Linked DNA regions of Homo sapiens: all the other regions are linked to region 2. Evidence: chromatin loops called from intact Hi-C (ENCODE). Cell type or tissue: PC-9. All regions are shown on one strand. Region 1 has its middle 13 kb from the start of SMOX. Region 2 has its middle 210 kb from the start of ADRA1D. Region 3 has its middle 8.5 kb from the start of PRND.

Region 1 (2,500 bases), 320 kb after region 2:
CAGATCTTTTCCGAGCCCTGAGCCATGCCAGGCAGGCTGGGGCATCCGTGTCAACAGCACAGGAGATGACCTCGGCCCAGCTGCCAATCCCACAGCATCCCAAACATCAACTCCAGTAGGGCAGCCTGACCTGGTCATGGCTATGTGTATGCCTGTGTGTGTGTCAGCGCCCTGGTTCCCACTCCACCCTGTGGGGGTCCTGGTGGATGGCCTCGCTGGCCACAACCCACTGGGTCAGCAACAAGTAAACAGGATGGACCGATGGCTGCTCCAAAAGCAGATGCCACTCACTATCTAAACAGGAAGGAAACGCTCAACCCATGGGAAGGCTGCCTCCATGCTCTCAGTGATGCAAGAGAGAGGGAAGGAGGAGAGAAAAGAGAAGGGGGAGGAGAGGAATGGAGAAGAGCAAAGGCAAAGAAGTAGTGAAGGAGTCAGGGAGAAGAAAGCAGGGCAAAATTGAGGACATCACAAAACCAAGGTCTTGGGCTACTGTTCCCACCAGGTGCCCTGCGCCCTCCAGGTCCTGCTCCTCGCCAAGCTTCCCTGCCTCCCACTTATCGCTCCGGCCCTGCCCCTGGCCAGCCCACCCCATATCTGACCTCCTGCCCCTCACCCCACCTTCCTCCACTCTCCTGCTATGCCCTGCCCCTGCTACAGCTTGTCCTAGAAATCCTCAAGGATAAACCCACCCCCAGGGTTCCCTTCCTTTTGCACAGAAAAGTTCCAGAGGGCTGGGCTTATCTTCTCTCCTTTGGGGCAGCTATGATATCAGAGGATACACAATTTCTCCATTTTCAAATAGGGACACTGAGCCCTCCATTGGTCCACCCAAGGCCGCCAGCAAATGAGGAACAAATCTAGCCTTTCAGCTTCTGTCCTCTTTCCTGATCCACTTATTGCTGATCTTTCTTGGTTTGCCTCCCCTGGTCTCGAAGGTAACTGTGCCTTGATGGGAGCATCCCAGAGCTGGTGACTCAGGTAGGGGGAGGCTGGGGCCGCCAACTTCCTGGGAGGAGCTGTTAGTTACCCATTAAATAGACCATCCTCTGAGTCACTGGAAGGACTGGGAAATCCTGGAGGTTGGGAGAGGCTGAGTCATCTTTGTCTTTATTTCAGCAGAGAAGAAAAAGGCCTCCCACAGAGAATGGCCAAGCCAGGTCACTGCTATTTCCCAACAGAAATGAAAACTGGAATTGAGCCATGTGGAAAGATGGACCAGGCCACAAGAAGGTCTTCGGGACAACCCTGAAAGAGGTGACCCAGGGAGACAGAGTCCAGGGTCCTTTCAAATCACTGCTGGCAGGAGCAAAGATCAAGATAGGTGAAACCTGATATTCAAATGCAGGCGTGGAAAAAGAATAGGTACATTGAAGTGTGTTGTTTGTCTTGATAAATAATCCTTCATTAGAAAGATTCAGAGTTCCTCTGAATGGCATTCCATGCTTGGAAATTTCCAGGGTTTACTTATAGTTCTGTCCCTGGCGAAGAGAGAAGACACCCCTGGAGCTCATACCACATGAACTTCTGCCTCCTCGAAGAACTGAAGCCATTCTCATCCAGACGTTTTGGGTCATCTGCATGCGCTGGGCTCCTTCGCCCTAGTTCAGTGCTTCTCAAACTTTCAGAATCACCTGGAGAGCTTGTGAAAAACAGATGGCTGAGCCCCGCCCGCGGAGTTTCGGATCCAGTAGGTTTGGGGTGGTGCCCCACGGTTTGCATTTCTTAGTTTCCTGGTGATGCCGATGCTGCTCGCCCATCAAGCTCACTTTGAGAATCACTGATGGAGTTAGACCCACCTACTACGCTCTCTGCACACACCCCAGAGAGCTCTCAGAGAGAGAGCGCTGCTGGGGAAATCACTCAACCCTGTCCTAGGGGCTGTCTGTCCCACCCTGCTGTCCCTTCTGAGACACGGGAGGCATCCTGCTCCTAGCAAAAGCCATTCACTCCACTGTGCCCCTCCTCCTTCAGTTCTCCCTCCTCTCCTGTTTCTTCCATCTCTCCCTGTCTCATGGACTGTTCCCATAAAAATACACACATTTTCCAGCCGCTCTCATCTAAACAAAACAAGGTTACCCTAACCTCCTTATCTGCCTCCAGCGACCACGCCCCTCCTCCGTGATATTCACAGCAAACCTTCTTCAAGGCTTGTGGGTCCTTCCCATCCCCAGCTCCTTCCTTCCCAGCCCACTGCAGGCCAGCTTCCTTTTCCAGCACCTCCCACGTGGCCAAATCCGATGGTCCCCACCTCGCTCAATCTCTCAGAAACATCCAGTCCACTGACCGCTGCCTCCCTCTGGGAAGGCTTTCTGCTGTAGACGTCTCGGACCCTACACTCTCCCGGTTTTCCTCCTGCCTCACGGGACAATGCTCCTCTGAATGTGGGAGGGCCCCTCTTGGTCCTGACTGCCTCCCCTTCCCCACACTCTCGCTAGCCCCATGGCTTCAACGTGGTGTCTGCTGAATCTACGTCTAGAGCCCTGGTCACTCGCTAGAG
Region 2 (2,500 bases):
TAAAGCTGGATCCATATCTCTACTACACGTTCCAAAATAATATAAATGTAAAAAATAAAATAAAATAATTAAGAAGAAAAGATAGGTTATTTTACATTAGAGTAGGAAAGATTGTCTAAAAATAATGCAAAAGTTCACAGTTATAAAATAAAGCTTTGATAAATTGTGTTAAATTAATAATACAAAGCTGTCACATGACCAAAATACCACATAAAAAGTCAAAAGACAAATGAAAAAATGCTCCCCAAATTGCAACTCATAGAGAAATGCCTAATCTTAATATAGAAAAAGCTACTGGAAATTAAGAAAGAATAATGCAACAAGCCAATAAAAATTTGATTTCAAAAAATGAAGACAATTTACAGATTAAGAAATAAAAGGTGGCCTATTAAAATATGAAAAGATGCTCAATGTCTACAAAAAAGGGTCAAACTCTGTAAAATATTTAAAGAGGCTTATTCCAAGCCAAATGTGAGGACCGTGATCTGTGACTTCATCTCAGAACATCTTGAGAACATTTGGCCTTGGTGGTTTGGTTACAACTTGATTTTTTGCATTTTAGGGAGACAGAAGTTACAGGCAAATACATAAATCCACACGCATAAGATTTACATTGGTTCAGCATGAAAAGGTGGAACATTTCAAAGCTTTGAGGGGCTTCTAGGTCATAGGTGAATTCAAAGATTTCTTGATTGGCAACTGGTTGAGAGAGTCAGGTTTTGCCTGAAGTATTCAAATTAGTAGAAAGAAATGCTTAGGGTTAAGATAATAGGGGCTGTGGAAGCCAAGGGTTCTTGTTATATAGATAAGCCTCCAGGTAGCAGGTGTCAGAGAGAATAGATGGTACATGTCTCTTATCAGACCTTAAAAGGTGCCAAACTCTTAGGAGTTAAATCTCTCCTAAATCAGGAAAATACCTGGAAAGGGAATGGGATTCTCTACAAAATGTAGACTTTCCCCATAAGAGATATCTTTACAGGGCCATTTCAAATATATCAAATAAATATATTTGGAGGTAAAATACTTCAATTTCTTTCAAGGCCTGCTATGTGTCATGTGATGTTATGCTAGTTGGCATTTGGTATCTCATTGCCACAAAAAGTCTGTTTTTATCAGTCTTAGGATCTCTATTTTAAATGTTAATGCTGGTCAGTTGTGCCTGAATTCCAAAGGGAGGTGAGTACAACAAGGTATGTCCAACCCCCTCTTCCCATCATGGTCTGAACTAGTTTTTCAGGTTTACTTTGGAATCACTTTACTTGTAATATAAGACATCTAAATTAAAATCACACTGCAATAATTTCAATGCTGTTCCCTCTGCTTCCCATCCTTCATTCTCTTAATATCACTATTTGGGCTAAATTTTATTCTGTGTTTACAGTGTTATGCTTATACAAATATAATTCACAGCTGAGTATTGTAACATACTACAATGATGTCTCTTTTCTTACTTTTTGTTTTTCCTAAAGTTAATAATTGCCTTGCTTTTGATTTGCTTAGACTTCTTTTTACTCTTGCTAACTCTCCCCACAACTTCCTCTCAGTGTGATTTTCTACAAGGCCAATCACATCATGTAAACTGTTGTTTCTACTTTTTTCTTAGAGACATGCTTTCTGGGAACCTCCATTCTACTCTCCTCGGAGTTGGTGGCCTGTTAGGCCTGATGAGAAGCTGTAACCCTAAGATTTCTTTTTATTGTCATATTCAAATTTCCTTTGCCTTTCTTCTGGGTTGTATTCTCTATTCTGGTATCACATATCTTCTTCCCTTTTGGTTTATTCCCATGGTACAGCACAGAGGAGGGACTTGATCAAGAGGGTGAATGTAGAATCTGGCTTCTAGTGCTTGGGAAATTGGCCTGGGGTCTCTGGACAAATAAAAAACATTACTAAACCACAATAGTAAACAACATACCTACAGGGAGGAGAGAACAGAAAGGAGTAGAATATTTGGATTGGATTATGCAGAGAGGCAAAAACATTTGGAAAAATATATTGTCCTCATAGATTGCTTTCATCTAGGGCTTTGCCACTTCCCAAGTCACCTCTGTTTATCTCCTTTCAATGTGTTCAGTACAGGCACTTGACACCTGGCAGTCACAGCTGGACTGCTTGGGTTATGTGCTGGCCTGTCAGGGACCTGGGCTGCAGTGACCCTTGCAAGAATCTGTGACTGTATGATTAGGATGATTCCTGGGCAGGACAGCCTTGATTTGCTGTTAAATGCCTTGTCTTTTGAGTGCATCTCCAGGCAGGCAGAGAGTCTTATTCTCTTTAGAAGCTGTCAAAAAGCTCAGATGTTTTCTTCAGTTGATGCTGAAATTACACACCCCCTCCTCAAGCAAATGCTCCTAGGAAATTGTTTAGACACTTTGTTTGAGCTTCCAATATTGTCCTCAGATTTAAAAGAAGGTGAGTCACTGTCCTAGTAAAGTTGACTCATTCTTTGAGTTCACCTGGAACAAACCAGTCCCCCAAAAAGGAAGCGTCAATGAAGGTA
Region 3 (2,500 bases), 250 kb before region 2:
AGTTGGGTCTTTTTTTCTTTTTTTTTTGAGATGGAATCTCTCTCTGTCGCCTAGGCTGGAGTGCAGTGGCACGATCTTGGCTCACTGCTACCTCCGTCTCCCTGGTTCCAGCCATTCTCCTGTCTCAACCTCCCAAGTAGCTGGGATTACAGGCATGTGCCACCACACCTGGCTAATTTTTCTATTTTTAGTAGAGACAGGGTTTCACCATGTTGGCCAGGCTGGTCTCGAACTCCTGACCTCAGGTGATCCACCAGCCTCGGCCTCCCAAAGTGCTGGGATTACAGACATGAGCCACCATGCCTGGCCCCTGCTGGGTCTTGATGTATACATTAAGAGTTTGCCACTTGGAGATAGGGAGCAGGAAAGATGTTCTAGGTGGAGGGAACAACATAAACAGAGGATTGTTAAGCACCCTAGAGGTGGCTCAAGAGGCTCTAAGGTATGGATTCATGATGAGTCCGAATGATGAGGCTAGTTCTTGGAGAGAAGTGAGGCCGTGCAGCAGGGAGTAACTCATTACAGGTGCCCCAGTGGAGGACTGGCTTGCCAAAGAGAGTGGGGTGGGGAGGAAGGAACAGAATGGGAACAGCTGACATCTAGGGTGTCCCCATGGATGTCTTTTACAACTGTTTCTGCCCTGCAAGCTTTTCTATCCAGCTTAGCTTTGTGGTCCAGGAAAAGGAGGAAAAGAGCTAACATTTCCTCAACCACACGTTCTCCTTTCCATCCCTGGATAATGGTAATTACTGCGGGGCAGGAGGGGAGTGATCCCTTCAGCACAGGGGCATGCTTCTTTGTAGACCACACCCACCTCCACCATGGAGGTCCTTGATTTGAAGGGTTGACTGAGTGTTCTCTCCCCTCCACTTCAGCTGCCACATGGAAACATTACTGATTTTCCAACTGGACATGAACCAATGCCTCTCTTCCATCTTCTCTGCTCTCCCGACTCCAACTGCAAGTGCTACGCAGGTGTGTGATGACACACAGGGAAGGAGGATTGGGTGTAAATGCAGGCCGGGGAAGACAAGGCCAAATGCCACACGATGACTCAGAAGGGACATCTGGGTCTTAAAGGATCAAGCAAGACCTCTGAACAGAGCCAACAGGTCAAGTGAGTAAGACAGAGACGCAATGTGGGCAGTGAAGAAGCTGAGGCTCCAGCAAGGTCCCCCGCCCCGTCACAAGGCCTGATATTCACACCACCTAGTCTTGCCAAAACAGCTCAGTGTGTGAGAAGGGTGTGTCCTTACTCATCAGCATAACTTTCCTGTGAGGTAGAGAAGGAGCAACTGGGCAGATTGAGATGTCAGGAGAAATGCCAACTTCAGGAAAAAGGATAGAGTTTCCACCAGGTGAATGAAAGGCGTAGAAATAGTCTGTATGAGAAGTAGACTGGACAAAGAAAATGTGGCACATATACACCATGGAATACTATGCAGCCATGAAGAATGAGATCATGTCCTTTGCAGGGACACGAATGAAGCTGGAAGGCATCATCCTCACCAAACTAACACGGGAACAGAAAACCAAACACCGCATGTTCTCACTCACAAGTGGGAGTTGAACAATGAGAACCCACGGACACAGGGAGGGGAACATCACACACAGGGGCCTGTTTGGGGGTGGGAGGCAAGGGGAGGGAGAGCATTAGGACAAATACATAAGGTATGTGGGGCTTAAGACCTAGATGACGGGTTGATGGGTGCGGCAAACCACCATGGGGCATGTATACCTATGTAACAAACCTGCACATTCTGCACATGTATCCCAGAACTTAAAGTAAAATAACAAAAAATAAAAAAAAGAAATAGTCTATATGAGAAGTAATTTATAACCTAGTAGAAAAGGCAGTCACTAAACTTGTCACAAAAACGGGTGCATGAAGCCACTTCCCAGACCCTGAGCATTTATTAGTTCACCAAAGGTCCAGAGGTTTTTCTTGAGGAAACTTTAGTACTTTAGGTAGAATAAAGGGGACCACATTTCTGCCGCGTATGGGCAAAGGGCCTATTCGCCTGGTAACAATCCCATCAGCTCTTGATACCAGCAGGCCTTGTAAATTACATATCACAGCAGGGGCAAGCAGGTTTTAAACTCAGCTGCTCCATAATTAAACATTACTGTGTTCCTTTTCACTTTTCTTACCTTCTTAAAGGTCGAGAATGTTGTATTTCATTTTTCAGCTTTCATTGATTTAGCCTTTGATTTTGTAACCAGAAAAGGCTTAGGACCAAGTGTCTAGAAATGTGCTAGACCTAAAGCTATTAGTGCTTCTCTATAGACTGTTTTCTGGAACACTCGTGAGAAAAACAAGTGGGCAGAAATGTTCTTACAACAGATTAAACCTTAATCAACTACCTAAACCTCCCCCTACCCTCTCATCACCTCTGTGCTTAGGTAGGCAATTCTGTGCTTTAAAAAAAAAAAAGAGCATCATCGGCCAGGTGCAGAGGCTCACACCTGTAATCCCAACACTTTGGGAGGCCGAGGCGGG

Evidence for each region. A loop is a pair of places that touch in the nucleus more often than their neighbours do. Peaks named below come from ENCODE experiments on the same cell type or tissue, not always from the same donor. Only the 100,000 strongest peaks of a DNase experiment are listed, where the experiment ranks them.
Region 1: it touches region 2 in a loop (7-fold over the local background); 1 of 110 quality-filtered maps calls a loop at or near these places.
Region 3: a loop joins it to region 2, with 8 times the contacts of the local background. A loop is called at or near these places in 1 of 110 quality-filtered maps.

Annotation. Positions count from the first base shown.
Region 1 is chr20:4,134,312-4,136,811 of GRCh38, reverse strand. No RefSeq gene overlaps it. Among named protein-coding and RNA genes, the nearest start is that of SMOX, 13 kb to the left of the region's middle. RefSeq lists enhancers at 591-1,790, 1,099-1,898. In PC-9, no CTCF peak of the experiment used is centred here; a DNase peak (open chromatin) is centred at 1,071; H3K27ac peaks cover 1,951 bases.
Region 2 is chr20:4,457,974-4,460,473 of GRCh38, reverse strand. No RefSeq gene overlaps it. Among named protein-coding and RNA genes, the nearest start is that of ADRA1D, 210 kb to the right of the region's middle. In PC-9, no CTCF peak of the experiment used is centred here; a DNase peak (open chromatin) is centred at 1,183; H3K4me3 peaks cover 777 bases; H3K27ac peaks cover 2,170 bases.
Region 3 is chr20:4,712,201-4,714,700 of GRCh38, reverse strand. No RefSeq gene overlaps it. Among named protein-coding and RNA genes, the nearest start is that of PRND, 8.5 kb to the left of the region's middle. RefSeq lists an enhancer at 579-1,778. In PC-9, no CTCF peak of the experiment used is centred here; a DNase peak (open chromatin) is centred at 1,140; H3K27ac peaks cover 2,387 bases.